3 separate regions of the Homo sapiens genome follow, and all the other regions are linked to region 1. The links are chromatin loops, found by intact Hi-C in ENCODE. Cell type or tissue: GM12878. All regions are shown on one strand. Region 1 overlaps CPPED1 (calcineurin like phosphoesterase domain containing 1). Region 2 has its middle 36 kb from the start of SNX29-AS3. Region 3 has its middle 15 kb from the start of CPPED1.

Evidence for each region. Hi-C counts contacts between places; a loop is a spot of excess contacts. Peaks named below come from ENCODE experiments on the same cell type or tissue, not always from the same donor. Only the 100,000 strongest peaks of a DNase experiment are listed, where the experiment ranks them.
Region 2: a loop joins it to region 1, with 4 times the contacts of the local background. A loop is called at or near these places in 2 of 110 quality-filtered maps.
Region 3: it touches region 1 in a loop (2.8-fold over the local background); 6 of 110 quality-filtered maps call a loop at or near these places.

Annotation. Positions count from the first base shown.
Region 1 is chr16:12,748,906-12,751,405 of GRCh38, forward strand. All of the region lies in intron 2 of CPPED1 (calcineurin like phosphoesterase domain containing 1), which reads right to left. All of the region lies in intron 1 of LOC105371090 (a long non-coding RNA gene), which reads left to right. Among named protein-coding and RNA genes, the nearest start is that of MIR4718, 30 kb to the left of the region's middle. In GM12878, no CTCF peak of the experiment used is centred here; a DNase peak (open chromatin) is centred at 1,406; H3K4me3 peaks cover 620 bases; H3K27ac peaks cover 1,268 bases.
Region 2 is chr16:12,645,441-12,647,940 of GRCh38, forward strand. No RefSeq gene overlaps it. Among named protein-coding and RNA genes, the nearest start is that of SNX29-AS3, 36 kb to the left of the region's middle. In GM12878, no CTCF peak of the experiment used is centred here; DNase peaks (open chromatin) are centred at 1,261 and 1,641; H3K27ac peaks cover 285 bases.
Region 3 is chr16:12,818,034-12,820,533 of GRCh38, forward strand. No RefSeq gene overlaps it. Among named protein-coding and RNA genes, the nearest start is that of CPPED1, 15 kb to the left of the region's middle. RefSeq lists a silencer at 1,502-1,581. In GM12878, a CTCF peak has its summit at 1,508 (motif pointing left); a DNase peak (open chromatin) is centred at 1,448.

The DNA.
Region 1 (2,500 bases):
AGCATTATGTCTAAAAAAAATACATACCTTAATTAAAAATACTTTATTGCTAAAAAAAAAAATGCTAGCAATCATCTGAGCCTTCAGTGAATCACAATCTTTTTGCTAGTAGAGGGCCTTGCCTTGATGTTCATGACCTCTGACTGATGAGGACGCTAGCTGCTGAAAGGTGGGGTGGCTGGGGCAATTTCTTAAAATAAGACAACCATGAAGTTGTCTGTATCAACTGACTCTTCCTTCCATGAAAGATTTCTCTGTAGCATGTAAAGCTGTTTTGTTTAATAGCATTTCATCTACAGAATGTCCTTCCAAATTGCAGTGAATTATCTGAAACAATGCCACTGCATTGTGAGTTTATGGAATACTCTAAATTCTTTGTTGTCATTTCAGCAATGTTCGCAGCATCTTCACCAAGAGTAGATTCCATCCCAATAAACCACTCTCTTTCTTCATTCCATAAGACGCAACTCCTCATCTGTTCAAGTTTTGATCATGAGATTGCAATTCAGTCACATCTTCAGACTCCACTTTTAATTCCAGCTGTCTTGCTATCTCTACCACATCTGCAGTTCTGTCTTCTACTGAAGTCTTAAACCCTTCGAAGTCATCCATGATGACTGGAATCGACTTCTTCCAAACTCCTGTTAATGTTAATATTTTAACCTCCTCCCACGAATCACAAATTTTGTTTGTTTGTTTGTTTTAGATGGAGTCTCACTCTACACCCAGGCTAGAGTGTAGTGGTGCAATCTCAGCTCACTGCAACCTCCGCCTCCCAGGTTCAAGTGATTCTCCTCTCAGCCTCCCAAGTAGCTTGAATTACAGGCATCCGCCACCATACCTGGCTAATTTTTGTATTTTTAGTAGAGACGGGGGATTTCATCATGTTGACCAGGCTGGTCTTGAACCCCTGACCTCAAATGAGCTGCCTGCCTTGGGCTTCCAAAGTGCTGGGATTACATGCATGAGGCACCGCGCCTGGCAGAATCACGAATGTTCTTAATGGCATCTAGAATGGTGAATCCTTTCCAGAAGGTTTTCAGTTTACTTTGCCCAGATCCATCCAAGGAGTCACTATCTATGGCAGCTACAGCTTTATGAAACGTATTTCTTAAATACATTAAACGTTTCTGTTGTGGAGATGGCTTCTTTCCTTAAACCTCGTGAACCTTAGACTTTGGCTTAAGGGAATGTTGTGGCTGGTTTGATCTTCCATCCCGACCACTAAAACTTTCTCCATATCAGCAATAAGGCTGTTTCACTTTCTTATCATTTATGTGTTTAGAGGAATCGCTAGCACTTGTTAGTTTCCTTTAAGAACTTTTCCTTTGCAACCACAACCTGGCTGTTTGGCACAAGAAGCCTAGCTTTCAGCCTCTCTCAGTTTCTGACATACCTTTCTCACTAAGCTTAATCATTTCTAGCTTTCTATTTAAGGCAAAGGATGTATGACTCTTCCTTTCATTTGAACGCTTAGAAGCCAGTATAGGGTTAGTAAGTGACCTAATTTCATTATTAGTGTGATTCAGGAAATAAGGAGGCCCCAAAAGAGGGAGAGAGACAGGGAAATGGCCACTCAGTGGAGCAGTCAGAACACACCCATTTATCTATTATATTTGCCACCTTAAATGGACATGGTTTGTGGCACCCCAGAATGATCACACCATCAAAGATCACCGATCACAGATCACCATAACAGATATAGTAAAGAAGAAAAAGTTCAAAATATTGCAAGAATTACCAAGATGTAAGAATATGCTGTTGAAAAAATGATGCTAACAGAGGCCGGGCGCAGTGGCTCACGCCTATAGTCCCAGTACTTTGGGAGGCTGAGGTGGGCGGATCACTTGCGGTCAGGAGTTTAAGACCAGCCAGGCCAACATGGTGAAATCCTGTCTCTACTAAAAGTACAAAAATTAGCCAGGCGTGGTGCCTCATGTCTATACCAGCTACTCGGGAGGCTGAGGCAGGAGAAATCCTTGAACTTGAGAGGTGGAGGTTGCAGCGAGCCAAGACTGTGCCACTGCACTCCAGCCTGGGTGACAGAGCAAGACTCTGTCTCAAAAAAGGAAAAACAAACAAACAAACAACAACAACAAAAAAAACAGAAAAAATGATGCTGGATGCATGGTTGCCACAAACCTTCAATATGTAAAAAAACACAGTATCTATAAAGTACAATCAAGAGAAGCCCAATAAAATAAGGTATGCCTGTAATAAAAATATAGAGAGATACAATCAAAAACCCAAAACTCTTAAAGATAATACTTACCTCTGGAGGGAAGCAGAGGAATGTTCTCAGGGAGAGGTGGCTACCTTCCTATCTAATAACCCTTCTTTTTGTTGGCAGCAAGTGTTCCAGCAGAGTGTTCTTAAGGAAATTAACAGTGCTACTCCAGTAAACACACAAATGATAGGAAAGTGAAACAGCCTTATGGCTGATATGAAGAAAGTTTTAGTGATCAGGATAGAAGATCCAACCAGCCACAACATGAAAATA
Region 2 (2,500 bases), 100 kb before region 1:
TTAGAAAGCTGAGGCATGAGAATTACTTGAACCCAGGAGGCAGATGTTGTAGTGAGCCAAGATCGTGTCACTGCACTCCAGCCTGGGTGATAGAGTGAGATTCGGTCTCAAAAAAAAAACAACAACAAAAAAGTAAACTAGCTTTCCATTTCCTTTGATAATTTTAAACATTTACTTATTAGATAATTTTTTTGTAAAAAAGAGTCAATGTGTGGCCGGGTGCGGTGGCTCACACCTGTAATCCCAGCATTTTGGGAGGCCAAGGCAGGCGGATCACTTGAGGTCAGGAATCTGAGACCATCCTGGCCAACATGGTGAAAGCCCGTCTCTACTAAAAATACAAAAATTAGCTGGGTGTGGTGGCGCGTGCCTGTAATCCCAGCTACTCGGGAGGGTGGGGCACGAGAATCTCTTGAGCCTGAGAGGTGGAGGTTGTAGTGACCTGAGATTGCACCACTGCACTCCAGCCTGGCAACAGAGCGAGACTCTGTCTCAAAAATAAAAATAAATAAATAAATAAATAAATAAATAAATAAATAAAACAAGTCAATGTGGCAAAAAGTGTGAAGATGATATATTAAACATGACTGCCATTTGGGAAATATGGTTCTAGGGCTGTCCAGCTGGACTTTCTGCAATGATTGAAATGTTCTATTCTGTGCTATCCAATAGCCACATGTGGCTATTGAGTACTTGAAAGGTGGCTAGTGTAACTGAGGCACTGAATTTTAAAATTTTATTTTACTATATAAAGACAATGCAGATCTTGGGTGATAACCGTGATTGATAATGCATGCCTGGAATACTGTCTTTAGGAGGACTCAGCGGTCAGTAGTTCTGTGACAGATTATTAATGCCTGGTGTGGGTATGAGGGGGAATGTGATGGTGAGAGTGTCATTTATTGGCCATCCCTAGACTACGTTTTCTTAGAGGGTCCTTCTAGCTCTAACATTTCAGAATGATATATTCTTCCCTAAGCCTTCGGTAGAATTTAGTACCCAATTAATGATCTGTCTAACCCAGGATGTCATGGAACTATTTGTTTCTGATTTCTGTGTTTTTTAGAAAACCTCACACCATCTGCTTGTTTCCTGATAAACGTAGAGACTACTGATTAGAAGGCTTCACTTTAAAGTATTTACCCATATCTACATGCATTTGCCTGAAGCTAATTATTTCAGGCTGGTGAGATGTGAGTCACCATTTCCTTTTCTCAAGAAAGACACTAAAAAGTCACCTCTTTAGAGGCAGGGGATCATTACCAACGGAAAAGGAAGGACCCCATCTGTTTAATGTGTGGCTAAAAGTGGGGTGCTGGAAATAACCTTTCTCCACGTGACTACAGAGTTGGGACAGGCTGTCAACAGGCTTCGGCTATCTTGGAGAGAAAGTCCCAGATTCTGCCATGGAGAACAGAGGCAAGGCATGGCATGGAACGCTCCCTCCACCCACCGCCATAGAAGCTGAATGTCAAGCAGGTTGGCAGCTTTCCCCAGCCCTCCCCCAGTGTCCCTGCCAGGCACGGAAGGACGGGTCACAGGGCTGACCCTGGCTGGCATTTCAGACAGCTTTATAATTACACCATCTATTTTTCAACTTGCCACTGACCTTTTGGTCTTCTCATTTGTGAGCATGCGAGCATGTGTGTATGTGTGTGCGTTGGATGTGTCTTCTTTTATCTTTGCTTGATGCTCTCATCCTCATTTCCTTTTCTCTTCTCCTCTGGTCTTGTTTATCATTTAAACCACAGGTTGTTAGGGCCAAGTTGGTTTCTCTTTCCTTCTGCTTTATCCTATTATGGAATTATCTAGAATGAGCCCTGTCATCTCTCTGACCTCACTTTCCCATCTGTCAAATCAAAGGTTTTGATTGGATCATAAGAATTGGTAACATTGAATTTTTTTTTTTTTTTTTTTTTTTTTTGAGACAGAGTCTCACTCTGTCCCCCAGGCTGGAGTGCAGTGGCATGATCTTGGCTCACTGCAACCTCCGCCTCCCAGGTTCAACTAATTCTTCTGCCTTAGCCTCCCCAATAGCTGGGGACTACAGGTGCGTGCCACCACTCCTGGCTAATTTTTGTATTTTTAGTAGAGACGGGGTTTCACCACGTTGGCCAGGCTGGTTCGAACTCCTGACCTTGTGATCTGTCCGCCGCAGCCTCCCAAAGTGCTGGGATTACAGGCATAAACCACTGCACCCAGCCAACATAGAACTCTTGACTCTGCCCACCATATTGCTGTCACCTGCTGTCACTGCCTTAGTCCAAGTCCTCATCACCTGTCACCATTGGGACCAAGGTTCTATCACTCCAGAATGGTACCCCCACCCTTGGGCTCCCCTCCAATCTGTTCATGAACCTGAGCTAGAGGCATCTTTTGGAAATGCCCATTGGATCATGTCACTCCCCCATCGTCCTTGTACCCTCCAAGCCCAGCCTCCCTAACATGTCCTCTGAGGCGAATCATCAGGTCCACCATCTGCCCACCTCTCGTCCCCACT
Region 3 (2,500 bases), 69 kb after region 1:
TGAGGCGGGAGAATTGCTTGAGCTTAGGAGGCAGAGGTAGCAGTGAGCTGAGATCACACCACTGCACTCTAGCCTAGACAACAGAGCAAGACCATTAAAAAAACAAAACTGGTTGGGCGTCGTGGCTCACACCTTTAATCGCAGCACTTTGGGAGGCTGAGGTGGGTGGATCACCTGAGGTCAGGAGTCCAAGACCAGGCTGACCAACATGGAAAAGCCCTGTCTCTACTAAAAATACAAAATTAGCTGGGCATGGTGGTACAAGCCTGTAGACCCAGCTACTTGAGAGGCTGAGGCAGGAGAATTGCTTGAACCGGGGAGGCAGAGGTTGCAATGAGCCGAGATTACACCACTGCAATCCAGCCTGGGCAACAAGAGTGAAACTCCCATCTCAAAAACAAAACAAAACAAAACAAAACAAAACACCAGAAACTAGGAAGAGGCAAGACAAGGAAGGATTCTCCCCTGGAGCCTTTAGAGGAAGTATGGCACCACCAATACCTTGATCACAGACTCCTGGCCTCCAGATATGAGAGTGAGTCTATTTCTGCTATCTTAAGTCACCCAGTTTGTGGTACTGTATAATGGCAGCCATGGGAAACTAATACAGATTGTTATTGTTGCCATTTGATGGATGAGAAATCTGAGGCAGCGTGAAGGATGCAAAGAAGTTAGACGTGGGTCCCACCACCAGGGCTGTGGGAAGGCATCACACGTAGATTGAGAGCTTGGAGGCCACAGAACTGGGTAGCATCTCAGCCCCACCACTGGCCATATAACCTTGAATAAGTCCCCTAGTCTTTCTCAACCACAGTGTCTTCATCTTCAAAATGAAATACTTCATAGAGTTTTGGGGGAAATGAAATAAGAAACTGCAGGAAAACACACATTGACCTGCACGTGGTTAGCTCTCAAAAATGGTACCTGGGCCAGGCACAGTGGCTCACGCCTGCAATCCCAGCACTTTGGGAGGTGGAGGCAGGCAGATCACTTGAGGTCAGGAGTTTGAGACCAGCCTGGCCAACATGGTGAAACCCTGTCTCAACAAAAAATACAAAAATTAGCCAGGCATGGTGGTGCGTTCCTGTAATCCCAGCTGCTGCTAGGGAGGCTGATGCAGGAGAATTGCTTGAACCCTGGAGAGGGAGGCTGCAGTGAGCTAAGATCGCGCCACTGCACTCCAACCTGGGCAACAGAGCGAGACTCTGTCTCATAAAAAAAGTAACTGTTATTATTATCAGCATTAAACATTAATTTACATCAATAATTAATTTATTAATTAAATTAATTTATATTAATTAAAATAAGTTAATTTATATTAAATGTTAAATACATTATTTAACCTGTATGAAATAGATGAAACTGGCCAGGATGCTTTCAAGAGGGGGAGGAATCAGAATTTACTTCTGATCTTGTGCTCTGCCTTCATCCCCTTAATGTGGCTCAATTGCGATCTTTGGTCAACAAAGTCAACTGGCGGAAAGGGAGGAGGGTCTTGCGCGCCCCCTGGAGGTGAGAGTGGGTAACAGACTGTGCGAGGAGGGAAGGGAAGAGAATACATCCCTGGGTGGTTAATGGGGCCAGATGGTGGAGAACCTTGAGTACTAGTGTATTAGTCCATTTTCATGCGGCTAATAAAGACATACCCAAGACTGGGTAATTTACAAAGGGAAGAGGTTTAATGGACTCACAGTTCCACATGGCTGGGGAGGCCTCACAATCATGGTGGAAGGCAAAGGAAGAGCAAAGGGATATCTTACGTGGTGGCGGGCAAGAGAGCGTGTGCGGGGGAACTCCCATTTATAAAACCATCAGATCTCATGAGACTTATTCACTACCACGAGAACACTATGGGGGAAACCGCCTCTATGATTCAATTATCTCCACCTCTCCCTGCCCTTGACACGTGGGGACTGTTCCAATTCAAAATGAGATTTGGGTGGGGACACAGCAAAACCGTATCAGCTAGGTAGAGGAGCTGTTTTAAGACAGACAAACCATGGTTGTGGTTGAAAGGAACTGAGCATGAGGAGAGCAACTGAGCCCTGAAGTGGCTAAATGTAAGGGTCTGGAAGTCGGAATGAAGAAGAAATGAAGGGAGGGATGCAATGAGAAAGACAGCAAGACAGAAATCACAGGCTTGGGTTTCTAGCCTGAGAAAATCGAGAAAAAATGATTCTGCTCTTAGAAATGGGATACTGGGAAAAGTCAATTTTATCTTAAAAAAAAGAAGAGAAAGAAAGAAAAAGAGTCTGGGCGCCATGGCTTATGCCTGTAGTCCTAGCATTTTGGGAGGCCAAAGCAGGTGGATCACCTGAGGTCAGGAGTTTGAGACCAGTCTGGCCAACATGGAGAAACCCCATTTCTACTAAAAATACAAAAATTAGCCGGGTGTGGTGGTGTGCGCCTATAATCCCAGCTACTCAGGAGGCTGAGGCAGGAGAATTGCTTGAACCTGGGAGGCGGAGGTTGCAATGAGCCAAGGTCACTCCACTGCACT